Linked DNA regions of Homo sapiens: region 2 is linked to region 1. A link is a contact called in ENCODE Hi-C or POLR2A ChIA-PET data. All regions are on one chromosome and are shown on one strand. Each heading gives the region's core, a stretch centred on a gene start or an enhancer-like site at or near the end of the contact. The rest is flanking DNA. Distances are from core to core; before and after follow the strand shown. Region 1 has its middle 28 kb from the start of PKIG. Region 2 overlaps ADA (adenosine deaminase).

Region 1 (5,996 bases), core at 236-2,735:
GAGGTAATAAAGGTGGTAGAACTTATCTGTAATTCTCCTTTAGTTCTACAACCACATATGCTCTAGATTTGTAAACAAATATTCATTTATTCTGTTGTATTCTACCACCACCACTTTGTTCCACAAAAGGTTATACAGCAGATTTTTATTTATTTAACCATTAAGAGTGTCTCCCCGTGTATTGGAATCGGCTAGGAAATATTCGTAATTGCTACACTTTTCTATATAAAAAGGGACTTGAAGCAGACTCAGGGCCAACACAATGTAGAATCTGTTTCTTCTAGCTTTATTTCTCCCTGTGCTGCTAGAGGTACCAAAGGGTTTGTCTCAACTGTTACTACCCCTGACATATTCCATTGATCTCTTTACTTTTCTCTGTTGTCTGTCAGTCTGTTTGTCAGACTTATCTCAAATGCCACGTTGTTTGCGCGTATTTCTCAAAGCCATCCATCAGGATACAATCTAAATCATCACAGCACATTCTGTCTTGTGACACTAAGCACAGACTGCCTGTGTTACATTTGATTGTGTGTTTCCCTTTTCTTCCACATATGTTTCAGTAGTAATTTCCTGGGCAACTTATGTGTGGCGGGCCTTGTTTGGGATCTTGGAAATAGAGAGATGAAGCTCTCCTACATAGTCTCATTTACTTCCAATTTTGCTTTCTTGATAATTGGAGTAGCCTTTTCTAGCTTGTATCCCCTGCAGTACCTGATGCATTGCCTTGCTCAGGGTAATTCATATATATTTCTGAATTCAGTTTGGAATGAAAGGAGACAAGCAGGCACTTTTGAATCAAATCTGGTGCTGCCACTATGCAACTGTATATAAATCTAACCCAACCCCTGTGCGCCAGGTTCCTTATCTGTAAAACATGGATAATAACAACCATCTTACAGGATTGTTGTAAAGTTTAAAGATGAATTGTATGAAGCCTAGCAGAGTTATTGGCACGTAGTAGGTGCTCATGAAGTAGTTGTTATTGTAAGGGAGGTTCAGTCATTCCTTTAGGTCACTTGAGTGGGCAGTGGAAGCATTTAGGATCTTAATTGTCTTTAGGGAAATGCTTACTTAGTCTGGGGGCTTCTCCGAGAAGCAGGCTCTGGGGAAGGTCTGGCTCATTGCTGATTAACTGTTCCCTTTTTAGAGTCAATGATCTGAGTCTGTGTTTTGGAACCACTTATATAATGTATACCACCTGTTATTTGTGTATTTTTAGAAGTGGGAGTCGGGTAATCCTAGTCCTGTCAGTAAAAGAGCAAACTGTTTACCAGAAGCAGAGCTTTTTTCTTAACACTGACTCACACTGACTCATCTTTCTCATTTTTCTTCCCACCGCCTCATAACAACCTTGCAAGAGAGAGAATTTTTAGGGAATCAGTTGACTTACTTTTTTGTGATTTTCCAAAGTTGAAAGCTTGAAGGTATCAGGTCATTAATTCCATCCCAGGAAAGGCTAAAGTTTATGCTGCCTCGGAGTGCCAGTATGACCAACGCCATGTAGTGAATATCTCACATAAACCCTTGTCTAGACAAACCACTTCTGTTGGCTGAGAGGTTAGACAAGTGCCTGAAGTGTACATGTTAAGAGTAAACACATTTTGCTCTTTGAAAATGGTTGCCTTAAGTTGAACCTGGAAAGTTTGCTCTTCTGAGATAGGAAACCCAAGCAGTATTAGAGTCAGAGCTGTGGTAGCTTCACAGATGGATTTCAGATAACAGAGAGGCCAGACAGCACATTAGATCAGCAAAATGGTGAAGGAAGCTTTATAGATCAGAATGACTGATATCTTTGTGCCTTCATTTAACATTCATTAAATGAACATTTACTGATCATCTGTGATATACTTGGTGCTAGGGTTATGACAGTGACTAATAAAAACATAGTGCCTGCTGTCATGGACCTTATACTCTAATGCTCGTTTATAGTAAATGCTAAGGGAACAGAGAGATGCCTTGGCCTGCATATGTGAACATGTTCCTGTGCACACGGGTGAGGGGAGGAAGGAAGGCTCCTTGGAGGAAAAGGCACCCAAGCTGAGTCTGGTGGGGTGAGTAGGCATTAACTAGGAGAAAAGGGTTAGTTAGGGGAATGTGGGGTTGGCTGAAGAGTATTACATGCTGAAATGAGCTATGAGTCTTGGGGTCGAGAGAAGAGCTTGCCCTTGGAGAAGCTGAAAAAAGTGACCAAAGGACAGTGAGAGGGAAGTTTGGCACAAAATAAATTCAGAGAAGCTAACAGTGACAGCAGAGCATTGTAGACCAGTTTATTAATTTAAAAAAAAATTTTTTTTTTTTTGAGACAGAATCTTGCTCTGTCGCCCAGGCTGGAGTGCTGTGATATGATCTCAATCTCAGTTCACTGCAACCTCTGCCTCGCAGGCTCAAGCAATTCTCGTGCCTCAGCCTTCCCAGTACCTGGGATTACAGGCACACACCACCATGCCTGGCTAATTTTTTTTTTGTATTTTTAGTAGAGACAGGGTTTCACCATGTTGGTCAGGCTGGTCTCGAACTCCGGCCTCAAGTGATTCACCCACCTCAGCCTCCCAAAGTGCTAGGATTATAAGTGTGAGCCACTGTGCAAGGCCTAAAAAATTTTTTAATCCAGATAAATTTAACATATAGTGAAATGCTCATGACAAATGCATATACCTATGTAACCAACACCCCATTTTGAGTAGGAACTTTTAACTTGGTAGTCAGAGCAAGGGGAAGGATGGGTTTTTGAGCAGGGTCCAGACTTGATGCTAATTGCTAGCTAAGAACTGGGACAAGGGTGAGGGGGTGAGGGGGTGGCAAGTACCAGTGGGGACAGAGCTGGAATAGGCAGTAGTTTGCTGGTGGGCAGGAGCTTCCAGCTTGGGGGCAAAAAACAGATTCTTGGTTTTCCTAACTTGTTTTTAGCAGAGGACAAACCTCTAAGTGCTTTGTAAGATCCAAAGTGTCTATGCAGAAGACAACAGACTGTGTTTTTTCAAAGATTTTCTGGGAAGACTTCCAGGCTACCTGCAGTTTGAAGAAAGTCTTCTGAAAAGGGCAGGGGGCGTGGGGGCACCTACAGAGACAGGATTTCCCCCAACTCGATAAGATACAGGAAAATAATCATCTTATTGATTTACTTTTGTTCTATAGTAATGTGACATTTTTTCTTTTCTGAGAGTAGGGTATTAAAAATTGTTACGGTTTTGGGTTTTACAGATTTGTTGAAGCTTAATATCATTTAAGTGTCCTATTTTAATATCTGTTTTAATATCTGTATTTTTGACAGACTGCCAGAAATCATTTAACATGTTACTGTGCTATTTTTGTTGATGTTGTCATTATTATTTTTGTTGATGTTATTCTTAAAGAAAAAAGAAAAGATACTATCGATAGAATTATCGTCAGTATTAGAAATTAAGAAATGTTTTAATTTCAATTGAAAACAAACAAGTAAACAAACATGAAAATGTATTGAGAGATGTGTGTATTCTCTACCTTTGTTTTATTCCTTTTACAAAAACTATAAGGAATAGTGCTTAACAGTGTACTGTCAAAACACTGACATCTATTTACAGGAAGTTCATTTCTGACCAGAATTGTTTGTTTGTCTCTCCAAAGCTTGCCAAATTCTATAGGTTTTATGTAAGTTTATAAATATTCTTGTAAACATTGGCTTTAAACTAAATCCTTCTAAATATCCAAACTACCATGTATCTTTCTGTGTCTAAATTCAGAGATACCATCCTGTTGGCTTTAGATAAGTTACAGAGTAGTTTAGGCCCACATGATTTAAGCTCACCCACAGTTCTTTGTTGATACTTGAGGATTTCATCTGAAAAGCATCCTGTTCATACTCTGAAAATATTTCTTTCATCTTAGTACTCCCACTCATTTTGTGTGTGTATATGTGTATAGATTATTTTATTGTTCCACATATATGTATATTTATTTTTTGTCCACTTGCTAGGGAACCTCATTTTTTTTAACAAGAAAATACTTGTGTGATAAGGTCATAAAACCCAAGAGTTGGGAGGAATATTAGAGACCTACTTTATTTATTTTATTTTATTTTATTTTTTTGAGACGGAGTCTCGCTGTGTCACCCAGGCTGGAATAGTGCAATGGCGTGATCTCTGCTCACGGCAACTTCTGCCTCCCAGGTTCAGGCGATTCTCCTGCCTCAGCCTCCCAAGTAGCTGGGACTACAGGTGCGTGCCACCATGCCTGGCTAATTTTTGTATTTTTAGTAGAGGCAGGGTTTCACCCTGTTAGCCAGGATGGTCTCGATCTCCTGAACTCATGATTCACCCGCCTTGGCCTCCCAAAGTGCTGGGATTACAGGCATGAGCCACCACACCCAGCCTAGAGACCTAATTTAAAGTTTATTGCTGCTTTATTACTCTGAACAACTACATCATTTATTACCTAAAATAATCTTTTTATTTTCTGTTCTCATTTAGCTGAATCTCTGAGCTTAAAAAAAGTGTGTTTGGCTTATATATCACATTATCCCACATATGTTACAACCAAAACTTAATTATTAGCCATAATAGTGTCTTTTGGCTAATATTAGTAGTAAGATTTTTGTTTGTTTGTTTGTTTTTTGAGATGGAGTCTGGTTCTGTCACCCAGGCTGGAATGCAGTGGCGCGATCTCGGCTCACTGCAACCTCTGCCTCCTGGGTTCAAGTGATTCTCCTGTCTCAGCCTTCTGAGTAGCTGGGATTACAAGCGTGTGCCACCATGCCTGGCTAATTTTTGTATTTTTAGTAGAGACGGGGTTTCACCATGTTGGCCACGCTGGTCTTGAACTCCTGACCTCAGGTGATCTGCCCCCCTTGTCCTCTCAAAGTGCTGGGATTACAGGCATGAGCCACCGCGCCTGGCCAATAGTAGTAAGTTAATGAAGATCTGTACTAAATTTGGATTCCAAGTGAAACATTTCTTTTTTTCTTTTTTATTTATGGCAGAGTAGAGGGTTGATAGATATTTGTTGGCTTTATTAGTTTTCTCAAATTGGTATGTAAAAATAATACTAGATATATAGGTTTAAGTCTCCTTCATAAGATTTTCTTTCTTCTAAACCTTTGGAATATGCCATGCTTTTCAAAAAGCCCCACTCATTATTTTTATGATAGTGGAATAAAAGTCTCCAATTTGTCAAGCTCATTATTCAAGCCTTCCAGGATTGTTTGCAGTTTTAAAATAAACTGCTGGGGGTTTTATGCATCTTGCAATATGAGTACTTAATTAAAATTAAAAAGGGGGCCATGCATCTATCTATTCTATTAAGGTCGTATATAAATAAATGATTTTATTGGGATTTTCAGTGTATTTAGAGTAATCTATACTTAATGAGAGGGACTTGTACTTTTCATTTCTTTGTACTATTTTTCAGCCTTTCCTGAACAGTAAATGTTTTAAAAAAAACTATACCCTTATTCCTTGGTCTCTAAGAACTGTGGTGGGCTGGGCGCGGTGGCTCACCCCTGTAATCCCAGCACTTCGGGAGGCAAAGGAAGGTGGGTCACTTGACAAGGTCAGGAGTTGGAGACCAGCCTGGCCAACGTGGTGGAACCTCGTCTCCACTAAAAAGACAAAAATTAGCTGGTGTGGTGGCGAGCGCCTGTAGTCCCAGCTACTCGGGAGGTTGCTGCAGGGGAATTGCGTGAACCTGGGAGGCAGAGGTTGCTGTGAGCCGAGATCGCACCACTGCACTCCAGCTGGGTGACAGGTGACAGGTGACAAAAAAAAAAAAAAAAAAGGCCAGGTGCGGTGGCTTACGCCTGTAATCCCAACACTTTGGGAGGCTGAGGTGGGTGGATCACAAGGTCAGGAGATAGAGACCATCCTGGCTAACACAATGAAACACTGTCTCTACTAAAAAAAAAAAAAAAAAATTAGCCAGCCGTGGTGGCGGGCACCTGTAGTCCCAGCTGCTCAGGAGGCTGAGGCAGGAGAATGGCGTGAACCTGGCAGGTGGAGCTTGCAGTGAGTGAAGATCACGCCACT
Region 2 (6,811 bases), core at 3,511-6,010, 90 kb after region 1:
CCTTCCTTCTAGGCTTCATGAGGGTTAACTGCATTAGTAGGCAGGGAGTTCTTGGCACATAGCAAATGCTAAATAGTTGTCAACTAAAAGTCAATGAAGGCTGGGCATGGGGGCTCACGCCTGTAATCCAGCCACTTTGGGAGGCCGAGGTGGGTGGATCACCTGAGGCCAGGAGTTTGAGACCAGCCTGGCCAACATGGTGAAACCCCATCTCTACTAAAAATGCAAAAAATTAGCCAGGCGTGGTGGCGCACACCTGTAATCCCAGCTACTTGGGAGGCTGAGACAGGAGAATCACCTGAACCTGGGAGGCAGAGGCTGCAGTGAGCCGAGATTACGCCACTGCACTCCAGCCTGGGCGACAAGAGCGAAACTGCATCTCAAAAATAAAAAATAAGAATAAAATAAAAGTCAACGAAGGCCTGCGCTCCTGCTGGATGCTAGATTGTAGAGTTAAACAGGAGGGTCCAAGTCCTGTTCCTGGGGCTTGTACAGGCCCCAGAGTGGGAGAGGCATTAAGCAAATGTCACATGGGAAAATGTACAGTCACAAACCAAGACGACTCCTTGGGAAGTACGAACACAGTCCTATGACAGAGGGTAACAAACAAGAGAAGTGAATACATCTAGAGGGCCAACAATGAGCCTGAGCGAAAAGCTAGAGGATAGCGAGGAACCCACAACACAAGGCAGGGGTGCGGAGGGAGGCAGGAAGAAAATTCCAGGCAGAAGGAACAGCATGTGCAAGGCCCTATGGCAGGAGAAAACGGGGTATATGAAATGGATTAAATAGAGGTTCAGAGAAGGGAGGGTTCATGGTACTGGAGAGGCTGCAGGATAGGACCACCCAGGCAGGGCTGTGCGGGCCACGAGGAGTCAGGCTTTATCTGGAAAGCACACAGAGGCCATTGCAGGGTTGGCAGCTGGTTAGAGAAAGAGGATGGCTCCTCCAAGGCCAGTTAGAGGCTACTGCAGCCATTTGAAAGATGACGGTGGCTTGGACCAGGGTTGTGAGGTGCATAGAGGAAAAACAGGTGGATAGAAAGAGATGCCAAGGCTCACACTTCAGGTTAGGCCTGGGTGGGGAGCAATTCCCGCAGTTTGAGACAGAGAACTCTGGAAGAGAAGACCAAGTCCTGGAGCTCCCTCCAGGAGGGAGGATGCGGGGGAGGGAGGCATGATTGGTTTGGTTTTAGTTATGTTACACTAGAGACACCTTTTGTTTTTTGTTTTTTTAAGACGGAGTTTCACTCTGTTGCCCAGGCTGGAGTGCAGTGGCTCCAGCTCAGCTCACGGAAACCTCCACCTCCCGGGTTCAAGCGATTCTCCTGCCTCAGCCTCCCGAGTAGTTGGGACTACAGGCACCCACCACCATGCCCAGCTAATTTTTGTATTTTTAGTAGAGATGGGGTTTCACCATATTGGCCAGGCTGGTCTTGAACTCCTGACCTCAAGTGATCTGCCCACCTCGGCCTCCCAAAGTGCTGGGGTTACAGGTGTGAACCATCGTGCCCAGCCAACTGGAGATGCCTTTGAGATATCCAAAGGTAAGTGGAAGAACCCAGTGGGATACAAGAGTCTAGAGCTGGCCTGAGAAGCCCAAGCTGGGAATGTAGGTAGGAGTGTGGGTAAGCACAGAAGCTGTGGGCTTGAAGGAGCTCACCTAGGGAGAAAATATCAAGGGAGGTAAGGAAAAGGCCTAGGATGAAACTTTGACCAGCACAAGCACTTAATGGCCTTACGGAGGAGGCTGAGCCTACAGAACTGTGGCCAGAGAGGTGGGAGGGTGTGTGGTATGCAGAAGGCCAGGCCGTCAGATGTCAAGGAGAAGCGAGCAACGGTTCACAGGGTTAGCATAGTGGGCTGAATGGTGGCCCCCACAAAGCTGTCTACATGCTAATCCTAATCCCCAGAACCTGTAAATATTACCTTATATGGGTCGGGCGTGGTGGTTCATGCCTGTAATCCCAACACTTTGGGAGGCTGAGGTGGGTGGATCACTTGAGGTTAGGAGTTCAACACCAGCCTGGCCAACATGGTGAAATCCCCTCTCTATTAAAAATACAAAAATCAGCCAGGCATGGTGGCATGCACCTGTAGTCCCAGCTACTCAGGAGACTGAGGTAGGAGAATCATTTGAACCTGGGAGGCGGAGGTTGCAGTGAGCCGAGATTGAGCCACTAGCACTCCAGCCTGGGCAACAGAGCAATACTCCCTCTCAAAAAAAAAATATTAACTTATGGCGGGTGGATCACCTGAGGTCAGGAGTTCGAGACCAGCCTGGCCAACATGGTGAAACCCCATGTCTACTAAAAATACAAAAGTTAGCTGGGCATGGTGGCAGGTACCTATAATCCCAGCTACTCAGGAGGCTGAGGCAGGAGAATTGCTTGAACCTGGGGGCAGAGATTCCAGTGAGCCGAGATTAAATCACTTTACTCCAGCCTGGGTGAAAGTGCAAAACTCCACCTCAAAAAAAAAAAAAAAATTACCTTATATGGCAAAGTGTGATTATTAAATGTCTTGACAGGAAGAGTTTATCCTGGATTATCTGGTTGGGCCCTAGATGCAATCACATGTATCCTTATAAGACAGAAGCAGAGAGTTTTAAGAGAAACACACACAAGAGGAAGCAGCAACGTGACCTCAGAGGCAGAGACTGGAATGATGCAGCCACAAGCCAAGGAATGCCTAGAGCCACCAGCAACCAGAAGAGGCAAGGAATGGATTCCCCCGAGAGCCTTCAGTGGGCATGTGGCTCTGATGATATCTTGATGTTGGACTTCTGGCCCCCAGAACTGCCAGGGCACACGTTTCTGTTGGTTGAAGCCATGCAGGGTGTGGCAACTTGTCACGGCAGCCACAGAAAACTCACATGGTCAGGCCCTGCTGGAGGTCACAGGATGGAAGGGCAGAAACTTGTCCGTCGGGCTAAAAGCGCAGGCACTGGGGGCTTCAGAGGAGTAGTTCTTAACCCCGGCTGCAAGTTAGGAGCACGGGAAGTTCTGGCCAGTTCCCAAGGCCTCAACCCCATCTGAGGTCAATTAAAGAAAAATCCTTGGTGGCAGGCCCAGGTGGAGGACTTTTTTTAAAAAAACACGTAGTCAAGATTGGGAACCACTGCCGTAGAGGAACCGTTCTAGAGGCCTGAGTGAGGGTAGAATCCACATGGGAATAAGGTAAGAAAGAAGTGGAGGTAAGAAGAGGAAGAAGGTTTAGACTACTCTTTCACAATTTTGCCCCTAAAGGAACTAGCAGCCTTGGAGGGGGCAGGACGTGCATGTGGGTCAAGAGAATGGCAGGCTTTTTCAAAGGGGCATGTCTTGGGCAAGTTTAAACACCCATGGGGATGATTGAGGCTGAGTGAAAGGAGTTGCATGAGGTTACTGGGAAGGTAGGAGGAAGTCAGAAAGTCAGAAGGTCAAACCAGGCCTGGCCTTGGAGCCCCTGAGAACAGGAGGATCAGGCAGTGAATGGGGGCGGTAGTCACGTCCGCTTGTGGGTGGGACTGGTGGGGGGAGGTCTGCATGGCTACTTCTGGCTAAAGTATTTATTCATTTATTTATTTGTTGTTGTTGTTTTTTTTTTTTTGAGATGGAGTCTGGCTCTGTTGCCCAGGCTGGAGTGCAGTGGCAAGATCTCAGCTCATTGCAGCCTCTGCCTCCCAGGTTCAAGGGATTCTCGTGCCTCAGCCTCCCAAGTAGCTGGGATTACAGGCGCCCACCACCATGCCCGGCTAATTTTTGTACTTTTAGTAGAGACAGGGTTTCACCATGTTGGCCAGGCTGGTTTTGAACTCCTGACCTCAGGTGATCCACCCACCTAGGCCTCCCAAAGTGTTATGATTACAGGCGTGAGCTGCCTTACCCTGCCTGGCAAAAGTATTTAAATGCCAATTCAAGAGCCCACCTCCCAGCTCTGCTTTACTCTGGCACAACAATTGGCAATGTTCAGAGTGGAATCTTCCCATCTGCCTGGGGCCCTGAGTGATCCAAGGAGCCGAAACCTCACTGGAGGCCCTGGAGGGACAAGCAGTATGAGGTCAACCTGGGTCTCTGCAGACCCCTCAGACCTGGGGGCTGTTTGTTACCACAGCAGCACAAGGTAGCCTCTCCTGCCTCAGAATGAGCAAACACACCTTTCTGAACTCAGCCTTGCAAACTGTGATAAGAAGCAGACCAAGTGCTATGAGATAAAGAAAAATCACACTGGGGTGGGGGCAATTTAGAAAGTGTGTTGGGAAAAGATCACTTAAAGGGGGAGTTCGCCAGGGAGAAGAAAGAAGGAGAGGGAGAATGGCTCCAGGCAGGGGAGCTGCGTGTGCTTAGTGTCTGAATCAGGAAGCAGGCGGGGAGTTGGCCAGAGTGCAGAGTGAGGTTAGTGGTGAGAAATGAGGCCAGGGCAAAGTGGAGAGGGGGCAGGGAGATTGCAGAGGCCGAAGCAAAGGGTTTTCCACCCAAGTGTGTTAAATCGGAGAGTCCCCTTTAAAAAAACCTTTCCCGGCTGCTGTGTGGAGGACAGGATGGCAGGAAGCCAGAACAGAAGACCAGCTACTGCGGGAGGGAAGATCTGATTGGGATTTGAATAACATGCGGGAAGTACTCAAGGCAGCGTCAGAGACAGTGGGTGCTCAGCGGGGCAGAAGCCAGACAGTGCCGGGGTGCAGAAGCTAGGGGTTCAGGGAGCTGGGCAGGAGGCAGGAGCGCCTCTGGGAAGGGGGAAAGCAGAGCCAGCTGCCCACCATGACCAGTAGCACTCATCCCTTCTCACGGCTGCCTGAGAAGAGGCCCAGACGCGTTTCAGGTGTGGAGCAGAGGCAGGAAGCCACCTCCACAGGTGGCTCAAGCTCAGGCAGGCCTCCTACTGAATTTTCTAGAAAACTGCAACACACCATGGGAAGTCTGTCAGCCTATTCCAGATGACAATGACAATGGGGTGGCGACCCCGCTCTCCTGTCTCCTTTCAGGGAAAAGGGTCAGCAGTGGCCTCAAACTTTTGAGTATCTACTATGTGCTAGACCATCTATATGCATTATCTTATTTCATCCTTACAACCAGCAAGGTAGAGACTTCACTCCCATTTTACTGATGAAGAAACTGAGGTTCAAAGAAGTACCCCAAAACAGTCAGTGATGGAGTCAGAATTTGAACCCTAGTCTGATTCTTGAGCTCCTAACCACTCTACTGTACTGCCTCTGTGGGCCTAGCCTCAGACATCAATAATACAGAAATAATAATAATGATAAAGCAGCTACCTACTGTTTTCAGACCCTTTATCTCATTTAATCCCTAGGCAATGTACATATCGGCCCATGTTACAGATGGGGAAATGGACTTGCCAGGCTAAGCCCGGAGAAGTTCAGTGGCCTGTCCAGAGTTACACAAAATTGATGGTGGTAGAGCTAGGGTGGAACTCAAGTCCCTCTGCCTCAGCCCAAGCCCTGCCCACAGGCCACACCCCCTCCCTGGCACTCATGTCGAGACAGTGCCTGGCCTCCTGACCTCTCCAGAGGGGAATCTCACGCCCCTTCCCACTGCCTTTGCTCTCTGCAAGGCTGACTCACAGCCAGCCCAGCATTTGTCTGAACAGCAGGAAATCCTCCCAGCGCTGATGTGAACAGGAAGCATCCTCAGTTACCAACAAATATTTACTAAGCCCCACTATGTGCCAGGCACCGTGGAGGCCCTCGGGAAATGCACTAAGTCCCTGCTCTCAAGAGATGCGTGCCAGAGAGGTCCAGGGCGGTGGGTTCACTTACCCAAGGTCACTCAGTGTGTCGGTGGCAGAGCTACCATGAGGACCCAGGTCTTGGACTCCTGGGACAGATACTCCCAGATCTGACTCATGTTTCCACGTTCCCAACTGCTGGAGGGCGAGCAGGGCCGTCTACCTCCAAGGCAAACCTAGTCAGATTAGTTCTCCCTGGTGAGCCTTGGGGACAACTAATCTGACTGGGTTTACCTTGGAGGTAGACGCCCTGCTCGCCTCCGGCAGTTGGGTTTGCCTCCCAAACACATCGCTCTGTTTTGTTTTCGTCTGACTTTTTGGGTTCATGTATGTAACATGTCTGTCTCCCTCATGAGCCGTTTGCTGAGAGGGGGGACCTTGTCTGTGTCATCATGTCGTGTCCTCAGCACCTCGCACAGCACCTAGTGCTCTCTGTGTTCAATGACCACACCGTTATTTCCTCGTTTCCCTGTCCCATGTCAGCAATGCTGGGTGCTCTCCCTGCAACAAGGAAGGGGCTGACCTGCCCCCATGGGACCTGGCAGAACCCACACGGGGGCAGAGGAGCCAGGGCTGCCTGGTCAGCTCACAGAACCTGAGCACCGTGGCCAGAACCCAGATGAGCCACAGGTGCCCACTGCCAATCGAATGTCCCCTCCCTCCCTAGCCCTGCTTTTGGTGATGAGCTGGGCAGTGCCAGGGTCAGTGACTTATGCCACTATGGCCTCTCAACTGACTTTTAGTGTGAGGCCAGGAGACAGAGCAGCCCTGGGCTGAGAAACTGTTTCAGCTCCACTTCCTCCAGGAAGCCCTCTATGCTCAGCCTCATCTAGGCTCCGCCAGCTCCGAGGTACACAGTGGAAGGGACTGAGCAGTCCCCACAGTGTCTCCTGCTGACGGGGCCTGACAGCTCTGCTGCTGAGAGGTTTCACAGAAGGCAAGATGTGTCTTCCACCTGGGGAAATTCCTGTGGAGCCACAGCATAGGGACTCAGCACACTTAAACTCGTTTTAAAGGCAACAAGACTGAGGCTCAGAGAGTGGGAGGACCTTGAGTTAGAAAGTCTAATGCATACCACAGCCAGG

Evidence for each region. A loop is a pair of places that touch in the nucleus more often than their neighbours do. ChIA-PET counts read pairs that join two places held with the same protein, here RNA polymerase II (POLR2A). Pooled maps may share reads with other maps.
Region 2: a loop to region 1 is called in a pooled map, with 4 times the contacts of the local background. The contact joins two enhancer-like sites. A Hi-C loop is called at or near these places in 1 of 168 maps with a recorded cell type or tissue (CD8-positive, alpha-beta T cell) and 2 of 50 pooled maps. POLR2A ChIA-PET finds 5 or more read pairs at or near these places in 3 of 52 experiments (WTC11, activated CD8-positive, alpha-beta memory T cell and activated T-cell).

What each region holds. Positions count from the first base shown.
Region 1 is chr20:44,551,791-44,557,786 of GRCh38, forward strand. It overlaps a transcript of PKIG not described here. Among named protein-coding and RNA genes, the nearest start is that of PKIG, 28 kb to the right of the region's middle. Within about 2 kb of position 1,486, at least 5 of the 41 ENCODE cell types and tissues checked have a DNase peak (open chromatin) inside an H3K27ac peak, as active enhancers do.
Region 2 is chr20:44,638,196-44,645,006 of GRCh38, forward strand. The region is part of intron 1 of ADA (adenosine deaminase); the gene reads right to left. Among named protein-coding and RNA genes, the nearest start is that of ADA, 10 kb to the right of the region's middle. RefSeq lists enhancers at 1-3,806, 4,182-4,771, 4,763-4,882, 4,772-5,362, 4,893-5,072 and 2 more. Within about 2 kb of position 4,761, at least 37 of the 41 ENCODE cell types and tissues checked have a DNase peak (open chromatin) inside an H3K27ac peak, as active enhancers do.